Regions from separate parts of the Homo sapiens genome. Here region 1 is linked to region 2. Evidence: chromatin loops called from intact Hi-C (ENCODE). Cell type or tissue: gastrocnemius medialis. All regions are shown on one strand. Links, peaks and the distances in the headings refer to the core of each region. The heading gives the core; the rest is flanking DNA. Region 1 overlaps ENOX1 (ecto-NOX disulfide-thiol exchanger 1). Region 2 overlaps ENOX1 (ecto-NOX disulfide-thiol exchanger 1).

What was found. Hi-C counts contacts between places; a loop is a spot of excess contacts. Peaks named below come from ENCODE experiments on the same cell type or tissue, not always from the same donor. Only the 100,000 strongest peaks of a DNase experiment are listed, where the experiment ranks them.
Region 1: a loop joins it to region 2, with 5 times the contacts of the local background. A loop is called at or near these places in 1 of 110 quality-filtered maps.

The regions. Positions count from the first base shown.
Region 1 is chr13:43,401,512-43,411,875 of GRCh38, forward strand. The region is part of intron 5 of ENOX1 (ecto-NOX disulfide-thiol exchanger 1); the gene reads right to left. Among named protein-coding and RNA genes, the nearest start is that of ENOX1-AS2, 42 kb to the right of the region's middle. In gastrocnemius medialis, for the core only: no CTCF peak of the experiment used is centred there; a DNase peak (open chromatin) is centred at 5,670; H3K27ac peaks cover 3,881 bases.
Region 2 is chr13:43,458,935-43,469,298 of GRCh38, forward strand. All of the region lies in intron 3 of ENOX1 (ecto-NOX disulfide-thiol exchanger 1), which reads right to left. It overlaps ENOX1-AS2 (ENOX1 antisense RNA 2), which reads left to right. Exons shown (of 4, transcript NR_120399.1): 4 at 1-554. Among named protein-coding and RNA genes, the nearest start is that of ENOX1-AS2, 15 kb to the left of the region's middle. In gastrocnemius medialis, for the core only: no CTCF peak of the experiment used is centred there; a DNase peak (open chromatin) is centred at 5,787; H3K27ac peaks cover 1,308 bases.

The DNA.
Region 1 (10,364 bases), core at 1,199-9,198, 58 kb before region 2:
GCCCCTGGAAATTTCAGGGCAGAGTACAAGAGAGGAAGGAGCCAATCAGAGAGAGAGAGCTTTGGAGATCTTCAGAGGTCCCCTCAGAGTCTGTGGCTGCATGTTGATTAGGAGAGACGGAGAGGGAAGTGCAAAGGCTGGGGCAAAAGCCACAGATGGAACCTTTCTGAAGCTCACAAAGGACAGGGAGTAGCTCAAGTTCTCGAGATCCAGAGAGAAGCAACCTCGCAATATGCCAGGAAAGAGTTCCCAGAAGTGTTTTGCCTCAGAAACCGGATGAAATTATCTCCAGTCTAAAGGCTGCTTAGATCCATTAACCCAAGTATAAAATCAAAGCCTTGAGAGAATCAAACTGTTTCCAAGGAACTTGACTGCATCTCAAAACAAACAAACAAACAAACAAAAACTTAAAAATATTTTAAAGAAGACAAAAAAGGAAAGAAAAAAAAATCCAGCACCTGACAACATAAAATTCACAACGTCTGGCAACCAATAATAAATTAGTAGGCATGCAAAGAAACAGAAAAATAAGACCTATCATAAAGATAAAAATCAATCAAGACAGAGATTCAGAAATGTCACAGATAATAGAATCAGTAGATAAGCACACTAAAACAGCTATTATAAATATACTCCATCTGTGCAAGAAGGTAGATGAAAGCATAACCATGATAAAGAAAGACAGGGAAGATACATTTTTAAAAAAGAAGGAATCTGAAAATATAATGCTCAATTATGAGAAAAATAAATCATGGATGTCAAATAAGGGGGCTGGAGGTCATAGTTACTCTTCATATCTAACTGATTGAAGACAGAAAATCTATAGTTTAGACAGTCTAAGGACCAAGTATAAAAGTGACTTTTCCAGGTATTATGCATTTTATGTAATTATTTATATAAATGAACCAAATTACATATTCATTCAACTATATAGTTACCAAGCACCCAGCTTTAATGATAGAGGAAATACAAAGATGATTAGCTACAGTTCTTTCCCATAGAAGAAGTCCAGCACAGTCTGTTAGACAGATGATAGAATAATTATATTAGCACATAAATGACATGTGCTTACAATTCAAGAATGCAGTATGTAACACACTGTAAACTAGAAGGCAGGCTGCAGAATAATAAAAGGAAATAAAAGCAAACAGTGGATCTGGAGCAGAAGTCCCCTACGCAATTAATCCATAGTTACAAATAAAAGACTTTGACATTAACCCAATGCAAAAATCCAATATACAATAATTCACATGCATGCACACACATATATACACACACTTATATCAGTATAGAAACACTCAAACTCATTCTAATATGGGAATTTAATTGTCTGGCTTTTCTTTCTACTCTCTGCTGAATTAGAATGTCCACTCTGAGCAGAGGATGCATTTCCTAGTGTGGAATGCAAATATTTTCCCTCAGCTTATTGGGCTGTTAAAGATACTGAAGCTTCTCTACTCCAGAGGAAATCAAGAAAATTAGGGAATGTATGTATTTGTGATATATACACATACAAAAATTATATATTATAGATTATATATTTAATACATGTACATATGTCAATATGCATGCAATTATTTAAAAATATTTCTCTAGTTTTAGTCTAGTGAGTAAGAATGTGGCCACCATAGTTCTAAAGGCTAATGAGTGGTACATATACCAGAGTACAACAGAGCAAATAAAGATTAAGCTAATCAAGAGGTGCAAACTGGAATAAAATTTAAATATATATGTATTTGTTGTAGTATACATAGGATGAAAAAATTTTTATATTAATAATTCAGAAGAGGTCGATCTAATGCTAAGCAAGTAAATTTATCTTATTCATTCCATGGAATAGAAAAGTGACTATATTATATTAAGCATTTAACAAAAGTTTGTAACATCTCTAGCTAACAAGGATATAGGCTTTTGTCATTTGTGGAGAACAATCTTTGATTTGCTTTAAGTGATGTCAGTTACCTTATATAGTACATGGGATAGGCCAAAGCAAATCTTTTTTGGAAACAGATTTTACACATTCTCTTATCTCTAGAAATACTGTAGACAGGCTGGGTGCAGTGGCTCACACCTGTAATCCTACCACTTTGGGAGGCTGAGGCGGGCAGATTGCTTGATCAAGCCCAGGAGTTAGAGCCCAGCCTGGGCAACATGGTGTGAATTCCCATCTTTCCTAAACATACAAAAAATTAGCTGGCACACATCTGTGGTCCCAGCTACTCGAGAAGCTGAGGTGGAGAATCACCTGAGCCCGGGAAGTTGAAGCTGTAGTGAGCTGTGATCAGGCCATTGCACTCTGGCCTGGATGACAGAGTAAAATCTTGTCTCAAAAAAAAAAATAAATAAATAAAAAGAAAGAAAAAGAAACAAAAGAAATATTGTAGACACACACACATCAGCTTAGCACTAGGATGCAAGTTGCAGGACAGCATGTGTAGCGTCTATGGCAGTGCCTGCACATGGCAGGTGCTCCATATTCCAGTCCCATTGGATGTATCTAGGCCATCTACCTCTGCCCCATCTACCTCTGCCATCCCTTTTTGGACAGCAGCCTTCTAGATACAAACCCAGCCTCCCTCCCCTCTTGCCATTCTTCAATGCAGTCTCTATAAAACAAGTCAGATGCTTTTTTGTTAGCAGAAATAAAGAAACAAAACACACGAGTCACAGGTCACTTATCTCCTTAAAACTTCAGTAGTTTGCACTTCAAATAAAGTCTGTACTCCAAGCTTTGGAAGGCATGGTCTGGCCCCAGCCTATCCTACCAGACTTGAGTTAAGCACCAACCTGCCAATCCCACTCCATCCCAACCACCACCTCTGGCCCACATACACCCACTTTTCTCTTCTTTGAAGAGGATAAGCTCCTTTCATCTCAGGTCTTTGAACAGGACATTTTCTGCTTTTAGAACTTTCTCATCTTTTCAAATTCTCCATTTCTTTCTGCTCTTCCTTCCTGCTAACTAGATAAGTCTAATTTATCCTTTAGGTCTTAGTTTGAATATTACTACTTTAGGGGAACCTTTTCTGAAGCTTCTCCAATACCTCCAAACAAAGTTAGCCTCCCAATTCCTCTTTGTAACATCCCACAATTATAATTAGTCATTTGTATAATTATTTGATAACATCTTCTTTAGAGATACGTGTTCTCCATAAGAGCATCACTGGTCGGTCAGGCCAATTGCTGTTCCTCTAGTGCCTTGTAAAAAATGCTGTAATACTGTGGTGAGTAAATAAATATACCAATGTAATGTCCTAATGTCCTGGGGAAGAAAGGGTAAGTAAATGCATAGAGTGTAACAGAACTGTCACAAGTACATGAAATCAGGTACATAAATTGTGAAACATAAGTCAAGGGCCTATTTGTTTTCTGACACTTGATAGTGAGAAATCTTTCAACAAGATGGAAAATAAAAACAAAAGAGAACTCTGAGCATCATCCTTTAGAGACCCCCACTGGTACCCGCCAGGCTGTCTGTATCCCCTTCATCATGGCTGTGTCAGAGAATGCCACCATTAATATCTGAAGGGACTAAAGAAAGAAACTTTGCTGGTATAAGTATGATTTTCATTTTAAAAACAAGCATGTGGGGTGGTTTATCAACAGACAGTCCTGAGTGTATTTGTAAGCTGAAGAGACAGTTTCAGGCAGGATTTCCAGATTCTATTTTTTTATCTCTGACCACTTCTCTCATTTCAAATCTTGGAGCCCTGAAATAGTAGGAATGTAGTGGGACACAAGAGAGGGATCTGGAGACCTGGCTGCAGGGTAGGCTGAAACTTGAAGGAGCATCTGAGAGCTTCTTCCTAATTTCACAGCAGAGGTGCGTCTGGGCGTTACGGTCCCCAGGGCGTCAACAACCATCCCTATGTTGTGGCCACCAAAGCCATACCTCCATCAGGCCTTCCTTCCTGCTTGCCAGGCCCATAAATCTCCCTGCTCAACACAGGTTTTCTTTCAACAGGTTCCTCAAACTCAACATATCCAAAAGGAAATGAGCCATCTTACCCATCCTTCTCTTTCAGCCTTCCCCACCTTCTAAGCAAATGGCTCTATGGTTAACCCCACTTGCAAGTCTAGAAGCCTAGGAGTCACTGTTGATTCTTCACTCTCCTTATGTTCCATGTGGTCTTAGTCATCCATTCCTGTGGTTTCTACAATGAAATGTCTCATGAATCCCTTCAGGTTACTCCATCTGTACTGCTCAGGATAATCGCTGGCATTACTGCCATCACTGTCTCTTATCTGGGTAACTCCTGTCTGGTTGCCAACCTTTCCACACCCCCATCAGTCCTCTATAGGGGTTACAAACATGCTCTGTAAAAATATAATTCTGATCCTGCTACTCCCCTGCTTAACTTTCTTCAGTGACATCCTATAGCACCCTTTATCTATTAGTAGCATAACCACTTATCATGTTAATTTGTTTTTGTGTATTTACTCTTTTCTGTTTCTCCCGCCACTCTAAAGCATGACAGTAAGGTCTATGTCCTGTATTCCCAGTATTTAGCATAACATCTGGCTCAATAAATCTCAGTTAAAAGAGTGATGCTTGAGGAGATGAAAGGATTTAACAAATCCCTCTTCATATCTGGGCATATTAAAGAGGATAAAGGTGTTCCTGTGAGGATTAAACAACCCAAGAAGGAAATTAGAAAAAAGTACTCTGAGGAAGCAGAGAAGAATGAAAATAAGTGGAAACACCAGTGAATGGGAGAGGGTAGTGAAGGGGACGGAGAAGGACTTGCAACCTATCTTGGCGTTCCATGAGATAGAAAGCTAAGTTCTTCTCAGAATGGCAGGAAACAGAAGCAGTGACAGTGAACCCAGAGCTTCTGAAAAAGAAACAGCAAGGTATGAGCCAAGGAACACTTAAGGGTGCTGATAGACCCTTACAAGTGTGAAGAAGTCTTTTGTTGGCTCCAAATTAGTCACTGATAAAGGATGTGGCTCTATGTAGTTAATTGGGAAGTATGTTGTCTTTTTTTTTTTTTTTTTTGAGACAGAGTCTCACTCTGTCACCCAGGCTGGAGTGCAGTGGCGCCATCTCGGCTCACTGCAAGCTCCGCCTCCCGGGTTCACGCCATTCTCCTGCCTCAGCCTCCCGAGTAGCTGGGACTACAGGTGCCCGCCACCATGCCCTGCTAATTTTTTTGTATTTTTAGTAGAGATGGGGTTTCACCGTGTTAGCCAGGATAGTCTCAATCTCCTGACCTCTTGATCCGCCTGCCTCAGCCTCCCAAAGTGCTGGGATTACAGGAGTGAGCCACCGCGCCCGGCCAAGTATGATGTCTTTTTGGAACATGTGTTTAAAATAGCACAAATGGCATGCTAAGAAGCTTGGAGTAAAAGATGTGCATCACCCCAGAGTCAATAATGGCTAAAGAAATATTGTTGACAATAGGAAAGGAGATTTCAAAAAGTTTATAGAAAAGCAAGGTATTATCTCACGGCCAGAGAATATCCAGAAAGCACTATTAGTTCCCATGCAGGCCTGGGCAAGAAACTTAAAACCTGGGTACTCAGCTCCTGCTTTTCAGCTCTCCTTCCAGTTGATGATTATAACTTTGGAAAAGAAATTAAGTTATACAGGAAGAGAGCAGCTGGTCACACAAGAGGTGCCAAAGCTTGGGATTTGATATTCTAGATTTCAACTTGTGACACCAGAGGTGGGGCCTTCTGAAAAGGGACAACGTGTGCCACAGAAAACTGAGAAGAAGGTTTCAGGCAACACCTGACCCAAATTTTGAAATTTGAGATTAGGGAGTGACACTGTTCAGCACAAACATAAACAAAATTGTGAACTAGATCATGCAGAGGATATCATATGAGGCATAGAAGGATGGATGGTAGTGGAGAAGGATCTCCACAGTGAATATTCTAGCGTCTCACGAGAGGCTCACAGGTTTGTTTTTTAATTAATTTTTAAATTTTACTTTAAGTTCTGGGATACAGAATGTACAGGTTTGTTACATAGGTATACATGTGCGATGGTGGTTTGCTGTACCTATCAACCCATCATCTAGGTTTTAAGCCCCGCATGCATTAGGTATTTGTCCTAATGCAGGCATTTTTTAAAGGCTAAATTAAGTTAGGAATTGTACGTAGTAGATCCCACTCTTTGAGAACTACTTATTGCACATTAGCATAGTAAAGGCCTTGGGAAAACCTACAAAGAAAGCAATTTATCTACGTTTAACCCAGAGTTTGCCACCATTGTTAGGCCACCTAAGTATAATACTTATGTGACCTCCACTCTACCTTACAACAGTGGAACACGAATGTTCCAACAGATTGGTTTAAAAAACCTAGATCTACACCAATGCACAAAGTATTGACAACAAACACAAATCAAAGGCAACAAAAAAACTTCACAAAACCAAAACAAAGTATGGGGAATAAAACAAACAAGAAACAATAATGGAGGTAAGTATCATCTCACAGAACAGCCAGGACTTTGGAGTATGGGATTTAGGATTGGGGTATAACTGTGTAATGGTATATTTGGGATAAAAGGAACAAATTCAATGTAATGATCTCAAGTAGCACTTCCTGTGAAGAAGGTAAACAGAGAAGTTCATAAAGGTGGGAGCAGAATCACGGTGAGAGGAACATTTGGTGATGATGAAAGGGGAGGGAAGTGGAAGAGGCGTCACTGTGGAAGTGCACGACAGCACATCTGAAAGGTGTGCTACCACAGTAATGAGGGATTTGATTTCCTGGGAAATCCTTTTGATAAAATCAGAGGATATAAAAATCTTACGCCTTGCTTTACTGATAATTTTAATCTCTCAATAAATTGAAGAAGCAGTGAGGAAAGGGATTTAGTGTCAGTTTAATTTCAACAAATATGGGAAGAGTGGTTGGTCATTTAGAAATATCAGAAACTTTGGGAGAAAGCCAAGTACTCATAAAATCCAGCCTCTCCATAATCCTGTCAGAAATGTTTTAAAGAGGATTTCTTGGAAGGAAGGTTACACTAAATAATCTTTAAGTCCCTTCTGAAACATTAAAGGCTGCCTCTAACATTCTGCATTCACAGTTGAAGAACTCCAGAGGTGGCCAGCATGACACCTGAGCAAGCAGTGGCATCCGTGGCTCTATGGCTACGTGGAAAAGAAACATAGTGCTGCACACCAGGTACAGTAAAAAGGGCATCAGATATGTCATGTAAACATACCATAGAACCATAAGAACTGAAACAATGTGGTCTTGGAATAAAAATAGATAAATCAGTAGTAAAGAATAGATATTTCAGAAATAGACAAAAATATGCATAAGAATTTAATTTCCAATAAAAGGCAGAATTAAGTCACTGGGGGCATGGAAAATAGGGAATATAACAACTTCCAGAGTGGGCAAACCTTTCTGCATTTAGAAATGGAATAAAGAACTCATAAATGAAAAATTAAATATAAAAACCATAAAAAAGAACCAACATTAAGAGGCAAAACATGGAGTAGATAAATATTTTTAGGAAATATGAAGTCCAAGGATTAAAATGTTTAACAAATGCCCAAATATAAACCAAAAAAAAAAAAAAAAAATTACCAGGAACCCTATTTGATAAATGGATACAGTGTGAGAATAATTATTTACAAAAGAGAAAATGTGAATAGAAAATGAAGGAGAATAAGGAAATAAACAAGGGTAGTTATAGAATAATTTAAGATAAAATAATAGGATGCCATTTTTGCATATCAAATTAGTAAATATTAAGTCCATATGTATAGTTTGGGAATTAATTGACCAGTACTTAACAAGAAACTTGAAAATGCTCATTTCTTTTGATGTACTAGTTCCACATGTAGGAGTCTATCCAATGGAAATAATTCTAACAGCTAAAAAGCCCCATGCATAAAAATGTCCACTGCAATGTTTTAAAGCAAAATATTATTTGCTTTAAAAAAAGCAGAAAGGAGAAAGAAAGAAATAAGAACAAAGGAGTAAGAAGAATATTTAATGTATGCTTACCATATGGAGGTTATATAAATTATCCCATTTAAATCTCACAGCAGTTCCATGAAGTAGATATGATCACCATTTTATAGAAAAGGTAAGATGTTTTTGCATGCTCAGGGAGACTAAGTTCTTTAAAGAAACTTGGCTAGTAACAGTGAAAAAATGGAAACAGCCTAAATGTAAATAGTAGAATGGTTAAGTAATCTAGAGATTTGATGAATTATTTTTAAATTTTTAATATAAAAGAATACAATGGAAAAATAGTTTAGGATAAGATGTTAAAAATGCATAATAGAAAATGTTATATTCAGTATGATTGAAATACACAGAAAAAAGACTGGAATAAAATAAATAAGCACTAACCAAACACAACAGAACCTGACCCTGAGATTGTATCAAGGAATGTAGTCGGCTGGTGGCCCTGAGAACAAAGCAAAGTGCAGTTAAATTATCAGGCCGTGTAAATGATGAAGGGAAGCCCAGAAAGACCCTGAAAGGCTCAAAAACAGTTTAAGCAATTTGGCTAACACAGGAGATAGAAAAAGTAATTTGGGGCAGATACGGTAAATCTTCTATAACGCGTAGGGCTGTAATTCTTTTCATGGCAAGTTGCTGGGAAAATCATAAATTGGTCATGGTTAAAACGTCAGAAGACTCAAAATTACAAGAAAAAATAATGAATTATGAAGGTTTTGGCTTACTCTAGAAGTCGTACTACATTTTCTGAGAGAAGTAGGAGGTGAGACGAGAGTAAGTAACTTCTGCTCTCTGAATATTTCAATTAGGCAGCTGGGGAAATGTGGGTGGAAAAATAGAAATCTTTACTTTCAAGTTATTAGAAGAAAGTATCTGTCTATGTAAGCTTTAGGGAAAAGGGGCCTGGGATAAACACATGTTCAAGCCATAGAAAATGTCATTTATGTACACCTACCTCCCTAGAGCAGACTAATCTTCAATTGTATGAATTTGATAGCATTTTGAAGAACTTAATAAATATCCTAAATATAATGTTTTAAAACTCAGCCTTTGTATTTCCTTTGTCTCCTACTTTCCCTGGTCTCTTATCCATTTTCATATTCTTTCTTATTATATTAAAAAAGAAACCATATATATTATATATATGTGTATACACATATACACATACACACATGTACACACACACACACACACACACACACATATTACTACAGTTAATTTGGAATTTTTCATTTATGGCCACTATTGACCAAAAAGAAACACAACAAAAAACAAATGCTTGGTCAACTCAGCATGAAGTGCACAGGTATGTGGGAGTAGAACTTAGCACATTCCAAATGCGATTGGTTTCTATTTAATGAACACCATCTACCCTCACCTACTTTGATGGCCAAAAAGTGAATTTTTCTTCTGCCACTGTAACAATGACTACTGCATAATACCTGGTTGTCACCTCTCCACTATAAATTCTGAGAGGGCAGACCATACTTGTCTTGTTTACTGCGGGAGCCCCTGCACCAGACAGCGGCTCAATGAGTATTTGTTGAATGAATGAATGAGTGAGTGAATATACAAATCCTACTCATCTCTCCAGACTTAGCTCAAGCCCCACCTTCCTGATAACATCTTTCCTCAAAGCCCCAGTGACCGATCTGATTATTATATTACCAGTGTGCACCACTACTTAACACACCTGACTCTACACATCATTTTTATCATTGTTTTTCAGGTGTTGGTGTTTTGTTTTGTTTTTTTCAATTTAGAGAGAAAGGCTCTTCAAAGACACTTATATACATATATATTTATTCTATTTCTCAAAGCACTTTTTACAGGACACATGTAAAATCCTCAGCAAACACCTGTTAAATTCAATGGTTAAATCTTTTAGATGACTTTTGACTTTGTGGTATTTCTAAACATTTTCTCTGCTGAATGCATGCATTGTATTAGGATTTCACCACGTGGTGGACAGAAAACAGGGAATTTAGTGTCAGCTGAGCTGAGTTTATAGCTCTGCCATTTCAATGCTGGAAAAGTCACCGAAACTCTGCTCTTCTGTTTCTCTATTTGTAAAATGGAAACATTAACAAGAGCAATAACAAAAAGAAATATCTACCTATCATAAAGGGAAGACAGTGCAATCAAATGGGATAATGTAGGTGAATGAGTTTTGCAAATTGGAAAGCAAATATTAGCCATTCTATTTACCAATTTTAAAAAACGCAATTGATGTTGCAAGACTGTGTATAGCAATAACAGTTAGTGTGGCTTTTTCTGAGAACAAGGCTATTAGGCAGAAGAGAAAGGTGATGAGGAAAAGAATCTCAAGTACAACTTGCCAAACATGCCCCAGTCATAAATAAAAGACTGTGTCCAACACTCGCGGTACAGAGAGATTACCAGGCACCTGTCACCTACACCCTTCG
Region 2 (10,364 bases), core at 1,395-9,394:
ATTTATTGACATACTTTGGAAAAGACTGGATGAGTTGCTCTGCGACTTCCCACTCTAACATATGTTTCTCTGAGTTTCTACAACTTCAGCTAAATGTTTTAAGGAAGAAAAGAACAACAGAATATGTGCTAATTTTGATTGATTGATGCTCCCTCCTATAGCAGCATACAAATTTTAGAGTGGGAGAAAAATCTATTACGATTTCAATGAAATGAGCTATTTTATCTTGTCCCTATGTGGTACCATCAACATTTTAGACAGATGAACACCAAACCATTGACTGAATTGCTGCATAGTGGATTTGCCTTGATTATAAAGACAGTTGAATGACCAGGGTACCTCTGGCAATTTTGGCAATCAATAAGTAACATGAATCAACTATGTAGTGGTCAGACTGGCTACCCAGTGCTCAATCAAAACAGAAAATAACAGAGATAAGTTAATCCTTAGGTTGCAGGACTATACCATGATACCAGCATAAAACTCAAATGGACATTCATGATGAAAAAATGTTAATGCTATCATTATACAATAAACTGCTAAAAGTATTTTTATTAGTAAAATACTTTCATTTTTCTATCAATCTAACAACACTTATTTTTATCTGAAAGGAGGGTACTATGCTAAACGTCACTGGGACTAAAAGGATGTAGAGTAGGAAAAGGGCCAAAGATCCTACCAGAAAATGATCTAGGAGCCATATGTTAGTTCTGTCAGTAATTTTCTATGTAGCTGTCAATAATCCTTTGTTTTCTCTTTGTAAAAATAACTATCCTCTGCTGGGTGCGGTGGCTCCCACCTGTAATCCCAGCACTTTGGGAGGCTGAGACGGGTGGATCACGAGGTCAGGAGTCTGAGGCCAGCCTGACCAACATCGTGAAACCCCATCTCTACTAACACTACAAAAAAATTAGCTGGGTGTGGTGGCACGCGCCTGTAGTCCCAGCTACTCAGGATGCTGAGGCAGGAGAATTGCTTGAATCTGGGAGGCAGAGGTTGCAGTGAGCCGAGATTGCACCATCGCACTCCAGCCTGGGTGACAAAGCGAGACTCTGTCTCAAAAAACAAACAACGACAACAACAACAAAAAACCAAAACCAAAAAATAACAACAAGAAAAAACTATCCTCAAGGGGCTTATTGTTTAGTTAATTATATTTACAAGTTTGGGATTTTTGCTCCATGCCTTCTTTTGTTACAAAATTATCCTTAATTTACCTACATAACAGAGACAAAAGTGAGTGAATATTTTGATGTTCTTTAATTAATTACATGCCATAATACCCCTCCTTCATCTTAACTGCAGAAATTCTGTGAGAACCTATTGCAATGTTTTCCCTTTTTCTCTTGATATGTCTCTTTCCCCTCAAGGCTGCTAAGGTTTTAAAGTGTTCTGTTTCTATTTTTTTCATTAAAAATTCTATCAGAAACCCCACTTCCTCTCAAGAGGAAATTTATCCAAAACCACCTCTGTGGTATCCAAGTCATAAGTGTGTTGGTAGTAGGATGGCCAACTGTCCTGGTTTGCCCAGTAATAAGGAGTTTCCTACTATGTGGAACTTTCTGTGTTAAAAAGTGGGATAGCTGCCGGGCTCAGTGGCTCACGCCTGTAATCCTAGCACTTTGGGAGGCTGAGGGATCACGAGGTCAGGAGATCGACACCATCCCGGCTAACACGGTAAAACCCTGTCTCTACTAAAAATACAAAAAATTAGCTGGGCATGGTGGCGGGCACCTGTAGTTCCAGCTACTCGGGAGGCTGAGGCAGGAGAATGGCGTGAACCCGGGAAGCGGAGCTTGCAGTGGGCAGAGATCGCACCACTGCACTCCAGCCCGGGCGACAGAGCGAGACTCCATCTCAAAAAAAAAAAAAAAAAAAAAAAAAAAAAAAAAAAAATAGGGATAGCTCTCTACAAACCAAGGGAGTAGGTCGCCTTGGGTGTTAGCTTGAGAGAAGGATTGGATATGGCACGGAAACCTGCACCAGAGAGCTGCAATTTTGATCCTATTAGAAACACTCTTCTTTCACTGCTAAGCAGCTATGTACAACAATCAAACACCAGATGGATATATGAATTTAATGACCTTTAAGTTTCCTTTACACTGGTGGTTCTCAATTCTGGTTTCTTACTAAAATCATCTGGTTAGCTTTTTAAAAAGTGCTCCCTGATTTAACTGATTTGAAGGTGAGTCTTTGCCATGGGCATACATGTTTGAAGTTCCCCAGCCAATTCTCATGTAAGTCAGAGTTAAGAAACACTACTTTATACACATTCTGAGATTCAAACTATAGGCCTAGCAAGAGCTGTTTAAAGCAAGGAGAAATCTACTTTGTGATCTCTGACTTGTTAATTATTACATGCAAGTTTCTACTTCAACTTTAAAACAAATGAGAACCTGCAAACTGACTTTATGTATTCATCTACATTCATTTATTCACCTAGGGTTCATGATCTATAAGCATCTCCCTTGTCATGTTTGTATTCTGAACATCAATCACCACCATCTATTGATATATATATTTTTTTCTTACAAGAAACTGTATTAGGCACCGTGGGGTATAATGATTTAAATTGCAAGGTCTCTGTCCTCACGGACTCTATAAGTAGAATATATGAAAGGTGACTACATGATCAAGGCAAATGACCCCACCGCCAACCAAGGAGGACGTGGTCATGGCCTGGGATGGTTAGGAAATCTTCATAGAGCAGGTATGATTTTTAAGGGGCTTTGAGGACTGGGTGGAATTTTAATTAGAGAGCCATAAATAAAAACTACAAAAAGGGAGAAAAGCAGTTTGAGAATGAGTAGGGAGGAATCAGTTTACCAAAGTTAAGTATGTATACAAATAATACAGTTCACCTTTTGAGCCATGCAAACTGTATCTAAGGAGGCACAGAACCTTGTATGAGACCAACTGCTGAGCAAGGAAATGTAATTAGCGCAATCACTTTTTTGGTGCTAATTACTTAAGACATTGAAAAAGAGGATTAGACTGACCAATGAAACAATTGGTTCTGGATAAACATACAAAGCTTGGTCTGTAATGTGGAGAACAAGCCACTGAATAGCAATAGCCAAGCCCCTTCCCTCTGGTGCTGGGCCCACTCAAGAGACCTGATCACACAGACAGTGAGGCAGGTGCTGCATAGATCACTGCAAGAACCCCGAGGGACCCACTCTATCTGATCCAGTGAGATGATTTAGGGTTGAAGAAATAAATTTAGAACACAAGTCATGTAAAAAGTACATGTTACTTTATATGTGATGTTATGTGATTATCAGTCATTGATTTTCAATTACTTTTATAATGCAAGAGCTTTTCTTCTGGATTTCAGAATTTAAGAATTTCTGCGCCATTTGTCTTTGCCTACGAAAATAGTTAATTCTCATATTTATTCCAATAGCTGGTCTTCATGTAAGATATTAACTAAATGCCCATTAATAGTCTGGGTATGCAACTCAGGAAGTCAGTTGGCAAAATTAACATTTAGAAGTAGGCACCACTGGTTATTTCACACATTATTAACTTATATTACAATTCAAATAAGCTTACAGCTGGCAAAAAAATCTCTTCTGTAAAGCGATCTCAAACATAATAGGCTTAATCAGAGATAAATTAAATTAGGCAGCCATGCATACTACAGCATATTAATTCTGAGTAGTTATTACTACATTTTCTGTTATCACTGGTGTGAACAACATTATGTGCAAACAAATTCTTCGAGAGGGTAGCAAATAAAGTTTATGTTTGGGATGCCATGTGCCTAGCATTTTCCCATGTTTTCTTAAAATGTTAAATAATCTTTTCTGCTAATAATGGCACTAGGTTAAGTCCCCATAAACGAGTCAACCTCACTCCCAGGAAATTAAACAAATGAACATCAGACGAAACTGCTAAGTGTGGTTTGGATTTTTCCAAAGGGAACTTCTCAACTTTCTCTGGCAATTAAAAAAAAATTTGTTAATGAGTCATAGCTAGAGCAAAATTGTCCAAAATGTAAGGTAGTGCATAGTCGTTACGTTAAAAATCGGTGCCTCTCATTCTCTGTTTTGGATGAACTATGTTGCCTTAGAATACTCAAAGAAGAAAATTATTCAGGTAGAATGCTATTTTCTAAATAAGATCCTGCCATTATCTCTCTCTTTCTTTAAACGGTAGTAATCTAAGCCAGCAAACTAGCACTCAGATCCCACACGCTAGCAAATGATGCTTTTGTGAAAGAAAATGAAAAGATGCATCTAACCTTTATACACACACACACTCATGTTGCCTTTTTTGATGCACTTTTGTCAGATTATCTGATTCTTTGTTAATGAACCAGGCCCTTTAATTTCTGTATCCAGGAGTAATTCAAGTTACTAGGCATGACAGCCACTACCGCCCCCAAGTCTGAGAAACATGTTTCACATTCTTTGCGCTTTGCACATTTAAAACTCAATGTAAGGTGACAAGAACATTAAGCTGCCCAGTGAGTAAAATGTGAAACTAATCACTATCTGTTCTACAGATAGTGGGTACAATAATTGGCAAATTAAAGTGCCTGGGAAGAGCTGGGCCACCTGCATCAAAAAGCATCACCTTGGAATGGCTAATGAAGATAAATGTATGCAGCTAGCTTTACTGACAACTACTTCAAACACCAGCAGACTGAAAAAGCAACACTACAGTACTTATTTCATTTACTGTAAAGTACGCACCATGTGAAATTTTTGTTATTTAAAGGAAAAAATACCCAACCCCTCTCAATATGTTGTACACATGCCGGCTGAATCGAGGCTAGTACTTACTCCTAAAAAGCCAATGCTTTTCTTTTAAACTGGCAAACTGGGATCAATTTGCTTATTAAAACGTTGAATTTGTATTTTCATGACAACTAGATTCAAATAAATTAGAAGACTACAAAAAAGAAAATAATCCAATTTCAATAAAATTGCTACTCTTATTCATCCATTCATTTATTTGACAGTTATTGAATACCTACTATGTGCAGGTACTGTGCTTGACATTTGGCAGAGAGAGACGAATGACATCTCCTTAAGGAGGTTGTGGACTATTTGCAGGCAAGAGGCATGCTTACAGGCACACACACAGGCAACTAGAACCATGTGCTATTGTAGAAACATTTCAGAAAGGTGTCCCTTTCCCTTAGAGTCTTTCAAGAGAAGGCTCACTCTTAAGCTGAATTCTAAGATGATTTCTGAAGAGTTTTTGAGGGTGAGTAAGCTTGAGAATGGTCTTCCAAGCTGAAAAAAGTAGCATGTTCAAAATCAACAAGAAGGTCAGGATCTGCTTGAGGAAAAAAAGTGCCTTCAAAATATATGAAGGAAATAAATACAGAAATAAATATAGGAGGCAAGAGGTCAACAGATGATGAAGATGAAAGCTAGACAAGGGTAAGAATATGAAGGGCCCCAGAAGATATGTTGAGGAGCTTGCATTTAGTTCTGCAGGGCAGTACTTTTCAGAATATGTGACAGAGAACCCTGGGGACCTGGGGAAGGAGGGAGGCAGCCTGGAAGGGAGTGAGGAGTGAGAAGAGGCTGAGCAGTCAGGACTCAGGCCCTGTACCTCTACTCATACCACAAGAGCTTTGCCAATATCTGTTTCACCTTTTGGGCCTTCTTATTATTAGTGTTTTTGACAATTTTTTATACTGGAATAATCTTAAATTTGCAGAAAAAATTGCAAAGATAATAGAAAGAGTTCCTACATACTCCTCCCCCACTTTCCCCCACTGTTAACATCTCACATTACCATGGCCTGGTACGTTTGTGACAACTAAGAAGCCAACATTGGTGCATCACTACTAACTCAACTCCAGACTTCATTTGGATTTTACCAGTCTTTCTATTAATGTCCTTTCTCTGTTCCAGGATCCAGTCCAGTCTAGGATATCACATTGCATTGTGTCATCATGTCTCTTCAGTCTTTTTTGGTCTGTGACAGTTTCTCAGTTTTTTCTTGCTTCCCATGACATTGACGGTCTTGATGTGTATTAGCCAAGTATTTTTAAAGCATGCCCTCACTTTTGGCTGATTAGGGTTATTGGGAAGAATATCACCGAGGTAAGGTAAACTTCTCATCACATCACATCAGGGGGCAGGCAAATGACATCAGCCTGATTTATCATGGTGATGTTAACCTTGATCACCTGGTTAAGATAATGTTTACCAGGCTTTTTCACTGTGAAGTTACTATTTCCCCTCTTTGGAAGCCAGTCATAAATCCAGCCCACATTTAAGGGGGAGGGTAAGCTTCACTATCTGAAGGTGGATATATCTACCTGTACTATTTGGAATTCTTTTAGAAGAAAGACTCTATTTATTTATTTGTTCGATTGTTTATTTATATTAGGATGAACTCAGACATTTATTTTATACTTTCGGTTATAATCAAATACCATGTTATTTATTTTGTGGCTCAAATTGTTCCAGCTTTGGTCTCTGGGAGCTCTATTAAATTGGTTCCTGTATGCCTTTCACATGCCTACATCTTTTTGTTTTTTGAGCACTTATTTTTTTAGGGCATACCATGTGCTCCAAGATCTTGTATTTTTACTGTCCCAGCCACAAACTCAGTCATTTCTCTGAGGATCCCTAGTTCCTATTATTGGAGGATAATATTTAGAAACCACGGTCTGGGCACTGCATGTGCTTGATGCTACTGAGGTATCACTGCTCCCAGGCCCCCTCAGCAGAAAGAGCCAAGAAGTATAAATACATATTCAAACCCAGTTATATGCACATGTCTATAATTGTTTCTGTGTCTGTCCGTATGCATATTTATCAAATTAAATAGTAGTTAAGCTAACATGAAGTTAGCTGATATGTCCAACTCTAATCCAGCATTACAGGGTTTGTTGCAGCCCCCTCTCCTAGCTTATGGAAATTGTCCTGACAATGAGAAACCTGGCTTGCACCACCTACCATCCATTCATTTATTTGTTCAGCCTCAGTATTTGGGTCTTCTTTTGAAGAGATTTCTGTTACTTTAAAATAATAATATATAAAAGGGCTTTATTTTTATTCATTACCATCACTCCAATTGCTCTGTTTTCATCAAATCATTTCATGTTTCTCCTAGGCACCCAGGAAGACTATAATTCTCATGATCCCTTGTATTTAGGTCCAGTTCCAGTTAAAGGAATGTGGGTAGAAGTGATACTGACCACTTGTAGCCCTAGGCTCTATAATCTGTTGTGGGATTCTCTACATATATTGTCTATTTTTTTGATACCAGGTATAAGACACAGTGGAAAATTCCAATAATAAAAGAGAAAAACTATATGACGATTCAATGGAAACAGAAAAAAATCTTGAAAAAAGTAAAAATCCACTAAGGATTTAAAAACAAACACTCATCAATTAGAAATGAAAGAGAACTTCCCTAATACAATAAAATGCATCTCTGAAAATTCTACAGTGAAAATTATACTTGATTGTTAATATAATAAAAAATTCCTCATAAAATCAGGATCAAGACAAAGATGTCCACTCTCACCACTTGTACTCAGCATTTACTCCTCAAATGGGAAGTCTGAGTCATTATAATAAAGAAAAAGAACAACTACAAAAAATAGAAAGGAACAAAACTTTCTGAATGGTATATTTTGTATAAAAAATCCCATTAAACCTACCAAACAACTATCAGAACTAGTAAGTAGATTTACAAAAATTATAGAGTACAACTTTATTTTTTTATTGGAGATATAATTTATATAATGTATAGTTCACTCTTTTAAGGTGTACAGTTCAATGCTTTCTAGTACATTCACAAAGTTGTGTGACCATTCTTCTTATCTAATTCCGGAAACTTTCATCACACAAAATGAAGTCTTGTACCCATTAACAGTCACTCCCCATTCCCCCCAGCCCAGTCCCTTATAACCACTACTCAACTTTCTGTCCCTGTGAAGTTGCCCATTCTGGACTTTTCATATAAATGGAATCAGACAATATGTAGTCTGTGTGTCTGGCTTAATGTGCTCAAGGTTTATCCATTTTGTAGCATGTAAATGTATTCCATTCTGATTTTAGGTTGAATAATATTCTGCTGCATGCGTATATCACATTTTGTTCATCCATTCATCAGCTGATGGCTATTTGGGTTGTCTATTATTTTGGTTATTAGGAATAAAATTGCTATGAACACTCACATACAATTTTTGTGTGAATGTATGTTTTCAGTTCTCTTAGGTCTATACCTAGGAGCGAGATAACTCTATGATTAACTTTTTAAGAAAATGTCAAGGTGTTTTATCAAAGTGGTTACAGCACTTTACAATCCCATCAAAATGCATGAAGGCTCCAAATTTACCACATCTCTGTCAACACTGTTATTGTCTGTCAATTTTAGACAATTACTACATTACTATATACTATATTACTATATTTACTGTCTAAAAATGATAGACTATAGTAATTCGACAGACAGTTAAAATAGTAACCCAAGTGGGTATGAAGTGGTACCACGTTGTGGTTTTGATTTACATGTCTTAAGGGCTAATAATGTTGGGCATTTCTTCATGTGCTTATTGGCCATTTATAGTATCTTCTTTGGACAAATGTTATTTTAAAATTTTAAAATTTTAAATTTTAAAATTTCTTTATATATCTGGTATACTCTTTATCAAATATAAAATTTGCAAATATTTTCTTCCATCTTTGAGTTCTCTTTTCACTTTCTTGCTAGTGTCCTTTGAAGCACAAAAGTTTAAAATTTTGATAAAGTCTGATTTATCTATATTTTTCTTTTGCTGTACATGCTTTTGGTGTTTCACTCAAGAAACTATTGCCTAATCCAAGGTCATAAAGATTTATACCTATGTTTCCTTATAAGAATTTCATAGTTTTAGCTTTTACATTTAAATCTTGGATCATTTTTAATTTTTGTATATGGTGTGACACAAGCATCCAAATTCATAATTTTGTATTATTAATACATGTGGAAATCCAGTTGTCCCAGAACCATTTGTTGAAAAGACTATTCTTTCTTCCATTGAATTGCTCTGGAACCCTTTTGAAAATCAACTGGCCACAGATATAAGGTTTATTCATGGATTCTCTATTCCATTCCATTTATCTATCTGTCTATCCTTCTGCCAGTACCAAAGACTCTTGATTACTCTAGCTTTGTAATAAGTTTTGAAATTGGGAGCTGTGAGTCCTCTAACATTGTTCTTTTTCAAGATTGTTTTGGCTATTTTGGGTCTTTATATTTCCATATGAAGTTCAGGATCATAAATTCCTTTTTTTTTCTTTTTTTGAGACAGAGTTTCACTCTGTCGCCAGCTGGAGTGCAGTGGTGTGATCTCGGCTCACTGCAACCTCCGCCTCCTGGGTTCAAGCAATTCTCCTGCCTCAGTCTCCTAAATAGCTGGGACTACAGGCGCATGCCACCACACCCAGCTAATTTTTTATATTTTTAGTAGAGATGGGGTTTCACCATGCTGGCCAGCATGGTCTCGACCTCTTGACCTCGTGATCTGCCCGCCTCGGCCTCCCAAAGTGCTGGGATTACAGGTGTGGGTCACCATGGCTGCCCTATAAATTTCTTTTAAAAAGCCAGTCAAAGCAGGCGCAGTGGCTCACATCTGTAATCCTAGCTCTTAGGGAGGCAGAATCAGGAGGATAGCTTGAGCCCAGGAGTTCAAGATCTGCCTGGGCAATATAGTGAGACCCCATTCTCCACAAAAAAGAAAAAAAAAAAAAAACAAAGCCAGATAAGATTTTCATAGGGATGGCACTGAATCTGTAGATATATTTGGGGAGTACTGACATTTTGCTAACTTAAGCTTTCTATGATTATGGTGTGTTTCACCATTATTTAGGTCATGATTAATCTCTTTCAATGATGCTTTGCAGTTTTCAGCGTGCATGTCTTACACTGCTTTTGTTAAGTTTATTCCTAAGCATTTTTTATTGATGCTATTATGAATAAAATTGTTTTCTTAATTTCATTTTAAATTGCTCCTTGCTAGTGTATACAAATATAACTGGTCTTTGTATATTGATTTTATACGTTGCAACCTCACAGAACTCATTTATTAGCTCATAGTCAATAGTACATTATTGACTAGAAGTGGGTAGAGTAGAAATGTTTGTCTTGTTCCTAATCTTAGGTGGAAAACTTTCAGTCTTTCACTAATAACTGTAATGTTAGTTGTGGGTTTTCCATAGATGTTCTTTAGCTGGTTAAAAAGTTTCCTTATATTCCTAGTTTGTTGAGCATATTTATCATGAAACGGATTTTGTCAAATATTATTTCTAAGTTTACTAAGATGATTGTATGTTTTTCTTTTATTCTATTAATATGGAGTTTATACCGATTAATTTTCAAATGTTTAAGTAACCTTTTATTAG